Linked DNA regions of Mus musculus: region 2 is linked to region 1. A link is a loop called in an ENCODE intact Hi-C map of the cell type or tissue named here. Cell type or tissue: left cerebral cortex. All regions are shown on one strand.

The links. Hi-C counts contacts between places; a loop is a spot of excess contacts. Peaks named below come from ENCODE experiments on the same cell type or tissue, not always from the same donor. Only the 100,000 strongest peaks of a DNase experiment are listed, where the experiment ranks them.
Region 2: it touches region 1 in a loop (4-fold over the local background); 8 of 42 quality-filtered maps call a loop at or near these places.

The regions. Positions count from the first base shown.
Region 1 is chr11:77,890,469-77,898,468 of GRCm38, forward strand. It overlaps Pipox (pipecolic acid oxidase), which reads right to left and starts at 3,404. Exons shown (of 8, transcript NM_008952.2): 1 at 3,199-3,404; 2 at 1,644-1,792. The coding sequence starts at 3,312. It overlaps Gm29979 (a long non-coding RNA gene), which reads left to right and starts at 6,502. Exons shown (of 4, transcript XR_388869.4): 1 at 6,502-7,077. In left cerebral cortex, CTCF peaks have their summits at 3,702 (motif pointing left) and 5,736; DNase peaks (open chromatin) are centred at 538, 3,663, 6,652, 6,849 and 1 more place; H3K4me3 peaks cover 836 bases; H3K27ac peaks cover 2,979 bases.
Region 2 is chr11:77,962,174-77,970,173 of GRCm38, forward strand. It overlaps Sez6 (seizure related gene 6), which reads left to right. Exons shown (of 17, transcript NM_021286.4): 4 at 682-877; 5 at 6,729-6,914. Among named protein-coding and RNA genes, the nearest start is that of Phf12, 17 kb to the right of the region's middle. In left cerebral cortex, CTCF peaks have their summits at 5,161 and 7,802 (motif pointing right); DNase peaks (open chromatin) are centred at 3,760, 4,419, 4,502 and 5,150; H3K27ac peaks cover 2,380 bases.

The sequences.
Region 1 (8,000 bases):
TTGGGATTGCAGGAGTGCACCACCATGCCCAGTGTCATGGGGGTGGGGGCTGGGGATCAAACCCAGGGCCTTATTCAGCTAGGTAACATCCCGATGTCCTTGTTGCCTCCCTTTTGCTGTCTCTTGATCTTCCTCCTCTGTAGCCCAACAGACCCAGGATAGCAGGGAGAAACCTCAAGGATTCAAAGGTACCAGGCACTGTGCTGAGTATTTTCCAGACTCATTTAACCTTCAAACATCCCTATGAGATACAGAGAGTTCAACCACATAGCTGGTAGGAGTTGAGTCAGGAAGTAAAGCCAAACTGTGTGACACCAGGCATCTCATGATTGCCTGTCGGTCAACATTTGCTGGGCAGACTTCTGCCCTTCAAGGCTCAGCTCATCTCCTACCTAATAGAGCTCAGTAGTACTCACAGCCAGCAGCCAGAGAAGGGTCCCTTTTGCCAGGCCACTCCTCAGAAAGACATTCTCCTTTATTTGGGTGCTGGGTGTATTAGCTGTCTCTGAATAAATCCTTAATTAGCTGCCCTGGCTGTATTTGCATAATGGATTTCACTTTGTTCTTAAGTTAATGGTGTTTTTGTAACAGAACAGTAACCTCTTGGTTCACGGCCATTAAAATAACTGCCACCCTGTGGGGCAGAGCCAGGGTTATGTAAAGGAGGTTCAGTTAAGAGTTCAGAGGAGTAAAAGGGGGTGCAGGAGTAGTTTCTGGTTCCTCCCTGAGAGTGTCAGAAAGGCCACTGTCAGAGGAACCCTAAGGTTTGAAGCTGCTTCAGGGTCACTTCCTGGCAAGTAGTCTGGCCCCTGGAACACCTGCTTTTGTTCCCAGGGGATAGTGTATTAATAAAATGCATTTGTAGGGTTGTTGTGGGGATGAGGGTACAGCATAAAAAGGAGGCAGGAGAGACGGCTCAGTGGTTAAGAGTATTTGTTGCTCTTGCAGAAAATCAAGGTTCAATTCCTAGCACCCACATGGCAGCTCACAACTGTCTGTAACTCCAGTTCCAAGGTTGAATACTCTCTTTTGACCTTTCTGGGCACCAGGCACATATGTAGTTGCACATATAAGTATGTAGGCAAAACATCCATACACATACATTATACATACTATTTTTTAAGTTAGGACATGAGTTAGAATATAGATTTTAGCCGGGCGGTGGTGGCTAACGCCTTTAATCCCAGCACTTGGGAGGCAGAGGCAGGCAGATTTCTGAGTTCGAGGCCAGCCTGGTCTACAGAGTGAGTTCCAGGACAGCCGGGGCTACACAGAGAAACCATCTCAAAAAACAAAAAACAAAAAACAAAAAAATTATATAGATTTTGACGCAGGCCCTATAAGATGGCTCTGGAAGGCTTTGCGCAGGCCTGCTCTAGATACCTGTCCATGGTCATCCTCTAAGTTTTCAGAAAACAACCTGTAAGAGCCTTGGTCACAGGATCTAACCAGGCCTGGAACTCAAAGGTACAGAGGCCAGCAGCATCTGTGACAGTGAGCAGAAGGCCTCCACATGACTGGCACCTCCCTCCTGGGCTTGTGTCCCTCCAGTTGCATTTCAAGTTCACACCTTACAGCATCACACATTCAAAGCACCTGGAGGGATGGGTCCCCTGTGTTCCTGGTCTTCCTCCCTCGCCCACCTGTGTAACTGGGTTCCGGCTTCACGCTCCAGCTGGGCCCATGTCTGATAACATTCCTTCATCATCATCGTGTAGAAGTCCTCTGGATAAGCCTTTCTGATTATGCGGCTCTGTCCATGTGAGCTTCCTCGGGAATGGGGAAGAAAGAACTTGACAAGAAAGACAAGAAAGACAATGGAAGTCACTGCCCTTTGGCTCAGCCTTCCCTTTGTTCTTTAGGAGCCATCTTAGGCTTCAAATGGTTCCTTTCTAATCCTGGGGCCTAGACCTCTGGCCTTGCACAAAGGAGGCAAGTAGGTGCCCTGCAGATGAGCTATCTATTGCCCTAGACCTCTTTTTATTTCTTATTTGAGTCACTGTCATGTTATGTAGCCCAGGCAGGCCTTAAGCTTGCAATCCCCCTACATTGGTCTCCTGAGCAACTGGGATTTTCAGGTGCTCATCGCCAGGCCTAGATATTTTCAAATATTTCCATACTTCCAGGTCTCCTTGAGGCCCACTGATTGGCCAGGCATTCTGGTTAGCAATAGTACCTCAGCACTGACTAAATTTTTCCTTTTGTAAATAGCCCTGGCAGCCACCCATCCATTTGTTAATAACCTTCTATTATCCCACTGAATTCACACCCTGCTTAGATGCCTAGAAAAGCAGAGTCAGAAAACCTTCCAGATTATGCAAATCGAGCCCCATGGTTTTCCGGATCAGGAAAAGGATGTCATCTCACTGAGCCTTCAGGTACCCAGGATAAGGGAGCAATCTTAGGATTAGGGGGGTGCGGGGTGAAGCAAAATGGAGGTTTTCCTGCAGGTTGTAACAGAAATCCCTTGGGCTTTGGGAAAACAGAGGAACTGAAGACAATTCCCAGGATGTGGTAACCTGCTCAGAGAGCTGCAAGGCAGAATGGAAAGGAAGAAGCCACAGGGGTAGAAAACTCAACTTGACAGATTGCATAGGCCCCACCCCTGAGGGGCCCTGCAGGGTCCCAGTGCCACCCTCATTTGAAGCAGTCATGTGATCACTTTTCCTTTAAGGAAAGACGACCTGTGTCTTAGTTCCCGGGCATCAAGTGAGGAGGTCGCTGTTACCCAAAGGTGGAAGAATTCAACAGCAGCTCCTGCTAGGTTCTGGAAGGAGCAGCTGAGAAAACGCAGCTTTCTCCAAAGCTGGTACATCAGCCTTTGCCTCTAGGCAAAACTGTCTTTATTTAAGGTTACCCAGAGCAGAATTGATTCTTTTTCTGGTTGTATCAACCATGTGGGCAAAGACAAGACAGGGTTGCAAGAATGAAAAGAAGTGGGACACTTCTTGATCCGGGGCAAGAACTAAGAGACTTAAAAGAGTATACCAAGAAACCTCACGTGGACTTAAGGGTGGGAATTTTCTTTGCATTGTCAAGATCCACGTGAAGTGGCTACGAAGCTACGAAGTGCACAGAATTCCTGATGTCTGACCGTTTGGCTTCACTTATAGCCCAAAAATTCTGGAAAGCCCTCCCTAGGAGAGGAAAGAAGAGGGGACAGTCTTATATAGCAGAAGGGCAGAAGGCACAGTGTACCTGCTCCAGCAGGAGGACGCTCTTGGAGTGTTTGGCCAGGTGGTACGCGGTAAAGCAGCCCTGGATGCCTGCTCCAATCACAATAGCATCCCAGAAATCTGTCTGAGCAGCCATGATGCCACAAAGCCCACTGAAGAGAAGGCAAACAAAGGCACCTCCAGGCTACAGGGGGAGGAGGGAGGCAAAGTCCAGCTAAACTAGAGTTCCCACAATCCCTTGGGGCTCATGTCCTTGTCTTTCTTTCCCTCCCCAAAAAGCCTGGCACAGGGCTCAGCCTCCGCCTCCCCCTGCAGAGCAGAGCTGGGTGGACTGATTTGTGAGGTTTCGCCCAGCTCAGCTGCTAGCCTCACCCTTGCATCCCTCCAGTTTGCTATTCTTGGCTCAATTATTGTCATGCAAATGGCGCCTTCCCATGCCACCTTCCTGTCTCATTATGATCTTTGTCTCAGGACTTTGCCCGGAATTTCAATGCCTCCCAGACCAAGCTGGGCCCCGGGAATGCTGCCTCCCCCTGCTGGCTTCCCTCTCTGCAGCTTGATTTCCTCCAGAGAGCTACCCGGCCAGCCAAGAACTTGGCAGGATGCCCAGGGTATGGCCCTCCTCCCTGGTGGGTGGCGAGGTCAGGGGGTAGATGCAGGGGCCAACTGGGAGGGCAGTTTTGTGATTATGAAATCATTCTCAGTGTGTTTTACTTTCATGTTGAAAAAAGGACAATAAATGATCCTGAAGAGGAAAAAAAAAAATCCAGGAAAGGACAGTGCGAGGAAGAACCTTGTCCTCAGGCACACGGGGAACCAGGCACCAGCCAGCACACACAGGGGCCATGTGCAGAGAAGCCTTCTGTGCCAGGCAGCAGGCTCAATGGGGATTGTTACAGGCACTGGGGACAGAGCCAGGGTTGGCAGGTCCTGATTCTTATACACTTTGGGGGTCCATTTTAAGATAAAAGGGGAAAGGGGCCTGGAGGCTTAGCTCAGCGGTAGACTTTTGTGTTTGGCATGTTCGGGGTCCTGGGTTTAGCACCCAGCACTAAAAATAAAAGAGAAAAAAAAAAAAAAAAGAAAAAATTAGTCATGCAAAACTAGATGGCAGGACTTCGAAGAGACCGCTCAATTAGAGAGCCCCATGGTTGAAGTTTTATTAGCTTCCTGGTAAATCTGCCTCGGAATACATTATCTCATTAAATTCTCAGGATTTTTTTTTTTTTTTGTATGTGTGTGTGTGTATTTTTATCCTCATTTTTTTTGAGCAGATTAGAGATAGCCTCAAGTTCTCTGTCGGTTTTCCCATTACATGCTTGCCCAATAGAATACAGTGACTGCTACCCTCTTTCTGACCCAAGCCTTTGGACATCTTCTTGTGTTGAAGCACTCGTTCTTAGACCCTGAACCAACATGTTAGAAGTCCAGCCACTCTGTGAGAGAGAGAGATGAGAAAAGTCACACATAGGAAGAGAAGCCATTTTGGACCTTGTGTCCAGACAAACTAACCACCCATGACCTGACCCAGTCCATGGCACGTGACCCAACAGCCAAGCTGTGTCAGCATTCCCCAGTTTTATGAAGTAAAATAAAATGCTTGTTTTTAGACACTAACTTTTGAGGTTGGTTGTTTATAATCATAAACACACCACTAAACAGACAAAGATGGCAGGATCTGCCCAAGGACCCATTCTAGGTGTGCCAAGAGGCTAAGATGTGAACCCAGGTCTATCTGCTCCAAAACTTACTTCTTGTTAGTATTTTCTTTCGTTTTTTTTGGATACAGGGTCTCATGTATCGCTTAACTGGCCTCCAACCTGCTTTGCCTCCACAGGTGACCTTGAACTTCTGATTTTTCTGCCCCTACCTCCTGGGAAAATAGACCCGTACCATCATGTTGGTTTAATATGGTGCTGAGGACCAAACCCAGGGCTTTACCAATGAATGTTAGGCTGAAACTCTGTTACCTGAGTCACAAGCCCAGCCCGGGGACACTTCCCTCTCACTACAATGCTATAGTGACAATGAGAGAACTTATAGTCGTGATTCTGATTTTAACATTTTGCTGTGTATCTGGTGGCCATACAGTGGAAGAGAGAAAACAATGATGGGGGGGGGGGGCACAGTGGCTGACTGAATCCCCAGCAACACGTCCACAGACAATCCCCAGACTAGCCTTAGCAACTAGTTGTCTTCTGCCTGGTCTTTCCTTTCCTAGTAAAATAGGAACGCAAAGAAGGACTGCCATTTGACTGGATTTTTTTTCCTTCCTTCTGAGGGAGGAAAAAAAAAATAGAGTCTAAAGGTCACTGCATTCTGTCCCCTCCCTCCTCCCCAACCCCACAGAGGACAGGATAACATCTGCCTCATCGCTGGACAGATCCCTTACAGTAAAATAATAGCAGATATAACCAAGAAAAATATGGTACCCTGAGTGTGTAAGGGCTTGATAGAAATATATAAGATCGGCCCCTGGATTTCTTGTGATAAGATGTCAGCGGAGATGAACAGCTTGCACGCAAGGAAAAGCAGGCAATAAATCCTTGCATGGAAGTGTGCCCAGTCTCACCAGCAGGCGAAGAGAAGGGAATTAAATAACTCGAAGGTACTATTATGTGTCTATTAAATAAACAAAAATAAAAATGATACAACCTTATTATGTTGTCCGAGTTGCAATTCATACAGGGTCCCGTGGAGCGTTCTGGGGCCATGGACAGTAGGATAAAATAGTTCAAATATTCTGACCTAGAAATTCTACTTGGTGAACTATTCCCTCGGGGGAGGAGAAGGCTTTTATATGAAGACATGCATATCTGAGCTCTTATAATATTAAAAAATAATGGAAACGATCCAACATCGGGGAATAGCTAAGCAAATAGCTGACATGTTGATTCCAAATGGCAGGCATGAGTTCCCTGCTTTGTAGAAACGCAGATAGGAAATTGATACAGAGACACAGAACACAAATGACACACTGCTTACAACCGTGACTTCTGTGCATGCTGATCAAAGATCTAGGAAGAAATTGGTGGTGAGGTCATTGAGCTTACTTCTCATTAGTTCCCGTATTCTATGAAAACGGTGCCTCCATTCACAATTTATAAAAGGAGGAGAAATCCCCAGGGGAAACAAATGCTTCACTTCTCCCTGGCTACTGGATCCAGGACCTGGGAAGTTCTTTCTTTGTTTTAATCTCAGTCCTTCCTGCTGCCTGATATTGTTCAGTCCTCCATGGCCGCTGCGGGGAAGCTGCCAAGCCTCTCTGTATTCCCCCCACCCCCCGTTTAATATAATATCCCTTCAGAGATAAAATGACAATCCCATTTCCCCGTCCCTACTTCACAAGCTTGCCCTGGATTCCTGAACTCAAGCATTCTGCTTCTTGTTAAGAATTTCAAAAGGCGGCTCCTCCGAAAGCCGACACTGGCCACGGCCCAACCTTGAAATGAAAAGCAAATCTGCTTCTAAAGGCTTCCCCTTCTATCAGGATTGCCTGTCCTTGTGGATGTCCTGACAGGGGCAGGCAGAGAGAAGCGATCCCCTCAAATTCCATTTTAACACCCATTCCGGATCGGAGGAATATTAAAGGGCAAGCCAACAGCCCTACACCTTGCTGCTTGTATGTGTCAGCAGCCGTGGCTCATGTCCTGGGGCAGAGGCGCCGAAGATGTGAGGGCTGAGCTGCTCATCCGATGGCTTGATTGACACTTTGCAGACAGGGGTGGAAGAAGCGAGCCGGGGAAGCAGCAAGCTGTACAGCTCAGAAATAATGAGAGGACCCGAGTGGAGAGAGAAAGCGGAATAAATAAGAGAGACCTAGGAGTGCAGAGGGAGAGCCTTCTGCTCTGTTTTCTTCCCTGCCTCACTTGGCCAAGGAGCTGAAGCCTAGGGCAAGGAGGTAGGCAAACAGGGGATGAGCCCTACCCTGAAGGCAGATCCTGCCTGCTGCCTGGTGCGGGCTGCTGGCTGCCAGGGTTCCTGAATGCTTAAGAGGATGCTGGTTGTGGGAACGCAAAGACCAGGCTTTGCATACACATCGCTGACCCACTGGTCTGTCTCAGGTTGATTTCCAACTTCATTCCTGATCCCCGTAGGTCAGGTCATCTACCCACCATTTAAAGACATCCTTTAAATGGCAAATGTGGACAGGTTACTCCTCGTTAAAATTTTCTTCATAGCTGCCCTTTCCTATTAGGATAAAAATCTGAACTCCTTAGCTTGGCACGCAAGATAGCTTCCGTTCTGACCTCTGCTGGCGCCCACAGCTCCACTACTGACCCTTTCCCACTGAGTTCTTGGCACCTTAGTAACGCTGAGTGGAGAGAGGCTCCACCGATCACCTGATTTCCCAACTCCCAGGCACCCCCAGACACCCCCAAGCAGATGCAGCTTTTCCTATACAGTCTCTTCATCCTGCAGAGACTCCACTATAACAATACGCGTATTGTGCTGTAATTGTTTGCATGTCTGCCTTCCTCCTACACTTCTTAAAAGGAGGGAGTCTTCTTTCTATTGTCATATTTTGTAGGTAATACATACACAGGGAACAACAGTAAAATGTCCAAAAAAGAACGCTGTGGAATCTCTTTTCCACCCATCCCCAGAGCTCAATTCTCTATCAGATGTGACACTATCACTGTTGTCTTTTGTATCTTTTTAGAGGTGTTCTGTGAGTATACAAACATGCTTATACAGTATGTACGGTTGTGCGTGTGTGTGTGTGTGTGTGTGTGTGTGTGTGTGTGTGTGTGTGTGTGTATGCGTTCCTATATAACACCATGGTGTTCTCATTACCTTTATCTTGGTGTCCACATCAATCAT
Region 2 (8,000 bases), 72 kb after region 1:
TATTGATGGCTTCAGTTCAGAAAATATTGATGGGAAGGGAGGAGTGGGTTAAAGCCTCCAGGCGGGGAGGCTGTCGAGGAGGTCGCTTGGGTGATCTAGGTGAGCAATAATCGTGATGAGAAAGGAAGTGGCAGCCACGAGGAAGGCGACCGAACGGATCTGCAGTCCAGATGACCGAGTGGGTGCAGGGCATGAGGGGAGAGGCAAGGCGTGGGTGCCCAGGTAGTGAGTGAGATTATTGTCAGCAGCTTGGGGATCTGCTGGCTGGGGGAAGACGTGGTTCATAGTGAGGCAGGCTGGGCGTGAGGGGGATGTGCATCATATATCGGGAATGTCCAGGGGAAGCTGGGTACGTGGGTCTGGTATTTAGGCCCTCATGTACCATCAAATCTACAAACGAGAAAACAGACCCCAGAGAAGGAAACCATAGAAAGCCAACAGGGAGTTCTGCTCATAATCTCCGTGTGAACTTGGGTAACATGCTTAATATTCTTCTAACCAACCGTTGGGCCCCATCTCATACTTACGAGGAGGCAAGATGGGCTCTTCCTGTGTGAAGTGCCTAGTTTGGGGACTGTAGTATGCTATACAGTGTGTGACACTGCTGGAGTCACGGGCCAGCAGGGCTCAGGTACAAGAAGTCCTGATAGCACCGCTCTGTTCTCTCCCATCCACATGCAGGTGGAGAACATCAGCCTTCAGGAAGGGGAGACCATCACCGTGGAGGGCCTGGGGGGCCCCGATCCACTGCCCTTGGCTAACCAGTCGTTCCTGCTGAGGGGCCAGGTCATCCGCAGCCCCACCCACCAAGCAGCCCTGAGGTTCCAGAGCCTCCCGCTACCCGCTGGGCCTGGCACTTTCCATTTCCGCTACCAAGGTAAGGCCCGAGCAACTGAGAGAGGAGCCAGCCATGACTGGCTACTCTCCTGGGTGGCTTTGATGTCCTCACAGTCTGGGTCAGTGAGGAGCTGAAGGGACTTGACAATGACCATCTGGAGGTCTTTAGCGAAGCAGACTGGCTTTGCTTGCCCACCTGGGATCCAGCCCATGCCCCGCATGGCAAGTGGGGATGCCGCGGGAAAGGGGCAGGGCGTGATCAAATGGGCCATACTCTGAGGAGGTGAGTGGGCTTCTTGCTACCTGAACAGGTCTTGACATTGAACAGGTCATTTGGCTTCTCTGATTTTTTTCCTTTTATTTATTTTTAGTATACTAGTACTAAAAAAAATTAAGTTTTAATTTTTAAAATTTTGTGGATTTAGTGCACTTATTTGTTTTGTGTGAGGGCAACTTGTGGGAATCGGAGAGCTCCTTCTACCCTGTGGTCATCAGGCTTGGTGGCAGGTGCCTTTACATCTGGCCATCTTTCTGGCCCTCCTTTTTACCTTTTTTTTTTTTTTTTTGATTTTTTTTTTCTTTTTCGAGACAGGGTTTCTCTGTAGCCCTGACTGTCCTGGAACTCACTCTGCAGACTAGGCTGGCCTCGAACTCAGAAATCCACGTGCCTCTGCCTCCCAAGTGCTGGGATTAAAGGCCTGAGCTACCACTGCCTGGCTCCTTTTTACTTTTAATAAATAAGATAATTTCATGTTATATTGAGAATTAAGACTGATCCATTCATTACTGGTAAAATTTTAGAAATATTTTCTGTAAAATGTTTATTTATTTATTTATTCATTTATGCTGGGCACAGTGGCACACAGAGGCTGAGGGAGGCAGATCTGTATGTCTTTGAGGTCAACATGGTCTACACAGTGAGTTCCAAGCCAGCTAGGTCTATGCAGTGAGACTCTGTCTCAAAAAAAAAAAAAAAAAAAAAAAGCAAAAGCAAGCATATTTGATTGGGGGTTGGGATTTAGCTCAGTGGTAGAGCGCTTGCCTAGCAAGCGCAAGAACCTGGGTTCGGTCCTCAGCTCTGGAAAAAAAAAAAAAAAAGACAAAATAACAAAAAGACCAAAAAGACCAAAAAAAAAAACAAGGAAAAAAATTTGATTGGCAATTAATCTACTGTAATATTGCTATAAATACAGTCAAGTGTCCAACTTCACCACAATTTTTATTCATTTTGAAAGCATTTAAAACTATAGAAAAGTACAAAAATAAGACAGGCTGTCCACACACCACAGTTCAGAATAAGCCGGCATCTTTACAATCTTCACATATTATTTGTAGTCTTTAGCAAATACTTCAAAGGCATACCCTCCACACAAATACATAGACATACAGACACACACACACACAAACACACACACACACACACACACACACACACACACACACACACACACACGATGGCCCAGGACAACTTGGCATGAAGTGTTTTCTTTTTTTACCATGTAGGTTCAGGGGTTGATCTCGGGTCCTCAGCCTTGGCAGTCGACACCTTCACCGATGAATCATCTCACAGCCCTTATCTTACACCATAGCTCAGGCCGACCTCAAACTCACCACAGCACTAGGGCCTCGGCCTCCTGGGTGTAAGGATTACAGGCCCCAGCTACCATGCTGGCTAGAAACGCCACTCTTCCTTCTCTGCTCCTCTGTAGTCGCTGCCTGACCCTCCCTTTCCTACTGGGAAGGCTAAACCATCTATGCTTCAAAGTTAGTTACCGTTTGAGTAAAGCAAAAAGGTGCTTAGCATGCCCTCCACTACGGAAACCAGCATTACTCGGCTTGCAGGATGCATGCGGAGCGAGGCGAAGCTGGAGCTTCCTCATAGGGTTCCTTCTTGCCCACCCCTTCCCTGGGCTGGAAGTCTGTTCCGTCCTTTGCACAGGTTAACTTTAATTCAGACCCCCCCACCCCCCCTCGCGCACGTGCTAACAGGGGGATAATTGGTAAGAACAATCAAGACATTGTCTTGCGCTGGCATAGACCACTTCTGCAGCTCTGTAGGGGGGAAGAATTGATGGGGGGGGGGGGGCAGGCATCCTGGAGCTAGGAATGCTCTGACCCTGTCTCTTCATCTTGTCAAGGCTTTGCCATCCAAACTGGGGGGAGCAGCCTCTGTCAGCAGGGACCTTAATGCTGGGCAGAGGTTGTCCAGGCCCTCAGCAGTGGTAGGTCCCCACCCTGGCAGGGATGACCATCTGGGCGGCCCCTCCAGCCTCCCTAATGGCTCATCAATCCTCCTCAGCAGCAGGCATAATTTCATGCCACAGTAACCTTTTCTCTTGCTGCAAATTCCTTTGCACAAAACTCCAGTTCCCTCTTTGTGCTTCCAGACAAAAGTGGGAGAACACAACAGGGCCGGAGGCCTAGCAGGGGGAGCAGAGTCCTAGGAGAGCCTAGGGGAGCTGGCCCACTCCTGCTCTTTGTCCCAGCGGCCCTCCCTCCTCTGCCCAGTTTTTGTCAATGATCAGCTCTTTCCTTAATGAGTGTAATTCCCCTAATTATAGACTGTAATTAGCCCTGATCCCAGAGATGGGAACAGGAGGAGCGTGTGCTCACGGGCATTTCTCGTGGGCTGGAGAAAGAGGGTGCCAGGAGAGTGAGGGAGGGCCTGGGAACACACGCCTGCACCTGTGCAGGCAGGCGCTGTCCAAGCTGATGAAGGAGAGGGCACAGTCGTGAGCTTCCACACAGGCCTGTGGCTGGATAGATTCCTCTGGCCGGGTCCCAGTCCCCTAGTCCGGGTGGAGAGTCAGAGTGCCGGGGAGGCCCCTCCCTCCTGCATCCAAGCATTCCTGGCACTGGAGTTGGCTCCGAAACAGCCGCCAGCAAGAAAATAACTCAACAGATTGTGGTGGTGCAGACTCCCTGGGAACGGTTGGTTGTCATGGCAATAGGAAGCTCATCTTGGGAAGTGGCACTTACCCACGATGGAGTCTGGGGGTGCCTCTCGATGCTACCAGCCCCCTGCTTTCACATGATTCCAGCCCACTCCCTCCCCAGGTTGTGCTGGGACTCACGGGGAAGATGAGAGCGCAGGTGCTGGGTCTGACACCTGGCCTATGGCTCCCAGGGAGTCAGCTCCTCCTCATCCCCAGGCTGGGTGCAGTCCTCCCTATCCTCCCCGAGGGAGAATCAGTGACTTGCTGGACCAGCTCCAAGGCCAGCCTGGACTGTCACTCTCAGGTGTCTCTGACTCCACCGGCCAGGATCCCATATTAACTGGGGCCAGGTAGGAAGCAAAGGACCTCGAGAGGCAGGCAGGTACTCCAATCCCTACCCTACCACACTTCTACAGTATGACAAGGGTCAGAAGCCCTCTGACCCTCAGTCTCTCCCAACCTCAGCTTTCTTTATCTTTAAAATGGGTCAATAGCCCCTACCCTACCTTCTTTCTTCCGCGTGTATGATGGGTACTAGGCGAGAAGGGGCTCTTTAGAAACTAGACAGCACAGCAAATGTAAGAAGCTGTTCCTACTCGCAACGGCAAACATTAACAACCAGCTTTGGGGGAAACGGGGCAGAGGTAGGTGTGTGCGTTGTGCAGGCACTGCACATATGGCCTCCCGCTTAACCTCCCCAGCGCTGCAGGCAGTGCTCTAAATCACCGGTTAAACAAAGAAACCATCGAGGCATGGAGCAAAGAAGTAACCTGCCCAAGGTGGCAGTGTAGGAAGTAACGGGCAGAGTCTGCATTTAAACCCAGGGAGTCTGACCCCAGAATCCATCTCCTAAGCACTGCCCTCTCCACTGGCCAGTCACAACTAGCCTTTTATTGGTCAAGCCCTCAAAACTCTCTTCTTGTTTTCACATAGCAACTAAGTATATGACAGGTGGGGAAGGCCTCAAAACTGAGTCACAGTCAACTCAAGCTTTGGTAGCTCATCTGCCCAAAGGCAGCCCCTTTGTCTGTTCATATAAAGGCACAGAGCAGGGGAACACCAGGGCCAAAAAGGGGGAGTGGGTGCGCAGGGGAGTGGGGGTGGGTGGATATGGAGGACTTTTGGTATAGCATTGGAAATGTAAATGAGCTAAATTCCTAATAAAAAATGGAAAAAAAAAAAAGAGTTGTAAGACAAGAAAAAAAAAAAAAATAAAGGCACAGAGGCACAGTCAAGCCTTCCTTTTTACTTTTCTCCTTGTCTGCTCCAGGCATTCTACCTCTTAGACCCAAGCCAGACTCCCTCTTTATAAGCTATTCCTGGGCTTTAGCCTAAGGGTTGGGGTTTACCAGACAATTTTATGGGATTTGCTGCCCCTGTGTGGTCATAAATGGTACGACAACTCCCAAAGCAACCAGAGTGGCCAATCCCACCTCCAATTTCCAAGAAAGTGAGTGTGACTTTCTCACATCCGTCCCACTGTCCCAAAGTCGTTTGCAGGGCTGGAGAGATGGCTCAGTGGTTAAGAGCAGTGACTGCTCTTGCAGAGGTCCCGAGTTCAATTCCCAGCAACCACATGGTGGCTCACAACCATCTGTAATGGGACCCAATACCCTCTTCTCGTGTGTTCTACTCATATACATAAAATAAATAATCCTTTAAAAAAAAAGTCGCTTGCTGACCTGCTGATCATGTTTCTTAGTACTTAGTACTTCTTAGAAGCTACCCTAATAAAGCCTCACCAGCGTGACTGCCTAAACGTGAGCTGAACAAAACAACTGTAGATATGCCAAAGTACCCGGCAAAGACCACTAAGAGGGACCTACTAAGGGATGCTGAGATCCGGAGAAACAGTCTTCCCCATGGAAGACACACAGCAGTCGGTTATCCAATAGCAAATGGTCAGCCCTGCAAACACACATACCCGTCACATTATACAGACTGGGCAGGTCACGCTTAAGAACATATATGTATATACCTATACATATATTATTACATGTTAAGGTTAATGAAAAAAGAGGCCATACATTTGAAAATGAGTAAGGAAAGGGTATGTGGGAGGGCTCGGGTGGAGGAAAAGAGAGAAATGATGCCATTACATTATCATTTCAAAGATAGGAAAAAATAAAAACAAAGAGGCCTTTACTGTTGCCATCCGTCAAGGTTTGTCAGGTTTCATGGGGAGGACTGAGGACATCTTTGCTGCCTGATTTCAGTCTCTTCTTCTGAAACTCACGTCTGCTTCTTACAGGAAAAGTGACGTCTACAAGTCCTCCATAATGTTTTTCTTTTAGTGCCAAGGCTCAAACATGAGGGAACAAGCTACCACTGAGCTGTTATGTGTACACCCAAACTTCTAGATTTGTCATCATTTGGGTGCCAGAGGTCTAGCAGCTCCTGTATGGTTTCAGTTTAGCTATTTGGTTGTTTTTGAGACCTGGTCAAACTACATGGCTCAGGCTGACCTTGAACTCGGGACCCTCTGGTCTCAATCCCAGAGATTTCAGGTTCACAAGCATTTCCAGCCTCACTTAAGAAGTAAGGGGACAGCTTGTGTAGTGCGCTCTTAATCCCAGCACATGGGAGGAAGAGGCAGGTGGATCTGAGTCCTGAGCAGCCTGATCTGCAGGTCTGAGTTCCAGGACAGCCAGAGCTAGAGTCAGTAGCAGCACTCAGGAGTTGGACGGGGGAGGCAGGTAAGAAAACACCTAGAGAAAGCTTAAGTGTTACTGGGCTTGGGTAGGAACCTCTGTCTTCGAGCTTCCAGGTCTCTTGTTCCGATAACCAACCCCCACTTCTACAAGGGAACAAATGAGATGCCTCCGTGGGACTTCCAATGCATCTTCTGAGCCCAAAGGCACCTGGAGCAGGCTGTGCAGGCACCCCCTCCTCTCCCCCTCCCCCTCCTCTCCCCCTCCCCCTCCTTCCTCATTGTCACCCATTCTCTCTTCACAGCCTATCTCCTGAGCTGCCACTTTCCCCGACGTCCAGCGTATGGAGATGTGACTGTCACCAGTCTCCACCCAGGAGGCAGCGCCCACTTCCATTGTGCCACTGGCTACCAGCTCAAGGGTGCCAGGTTCCTCACCTGTCTCAATGCCACCCAGCCCTTTTGGGATTCCCAAGAGCCTGTTTGCATTGGTGAGTGGGTCCCCACAAGGAAGGCTCAATGTCAAACAGAGGAGCAAAGTGTGTGTGTGTGTGAGGGGGTCATTCTCTGATCTCCATTGCTGTCTGGAAGTTCAATTATTTCCTGTAAGAAAGACAGAAGATGGTCGCGCATCTTGGTATTGAGCCAACCTACATTTATTACCTGGGCATTATATGTGAGCATCACAGGTCGAGTTCAGAGTTGGTTTTCAACGTTGCATGGGTAACATGAATGCATGAATGTGGCAAGAAAGCAGAGCCCATCAGGGATGATTCTCGCCTTGGCAGACCGCTGGCCACAGGGCCCTCAGACACCTTCTGCAGTAGCTCTCTATGTACTACTACACCACCATTCCTTGACTGACTGCTAAAGAATGCTCAACACTGACCCCTCTGGCCTGGTCCCACCTTTTCTTCCCCGAGAAAGGCTGAGCTGCTTGTCTGGGCCCAGCAGTGAGGGTTTCTGGGCCACGTGACCACAGAGTTCATAGAAGGTAAGAGAAGGTAAGAAGAGGCAGGAGTCACACTTGGCTTATGCCCTGAGAACCCCACAGTTTCAGGAAAGGGGGGAAGAAGAAGCGTAGAGATGCTGGAGAGATGGTTCCGTGGCTAAGAGTACATGCTGTTCTTGAAGAGGACCTGAAATCTATTCCCAACACACACTCCAGCAGCGCTCAATTGCTGAACTCCAGTTCGAGGGTCCAATGCCCCCTTCTGGCCTCCTTGGGGGAGCCAGCAGTGGTTGTCTGAAGGCTGAGAGGCCATTGCACTGACATGTAAAAGTACACATTCATATACATGTAACTTTAAAAAAAAAAGAATTATTTATTGTATGCATATGAGTATACTGCTGCTGCTTTTAGATACACCAGAAGAGGGCACCAGATCCCATTACAGATGGCTGTGAGTCACCATGTGGTTGCTGGGAATTGAACTCAGGTCCTCTGGAAGAGCAGTCAGTGCTCTTAACCACTGGGTGATCTCCCCAGCCCTACATGTAACTTTTAAAAGAATAAACTAGAGCATAGGTTACTAATTCTGAAACAGGGGGTAAAAGGTACCAAGGAACAGTCATAA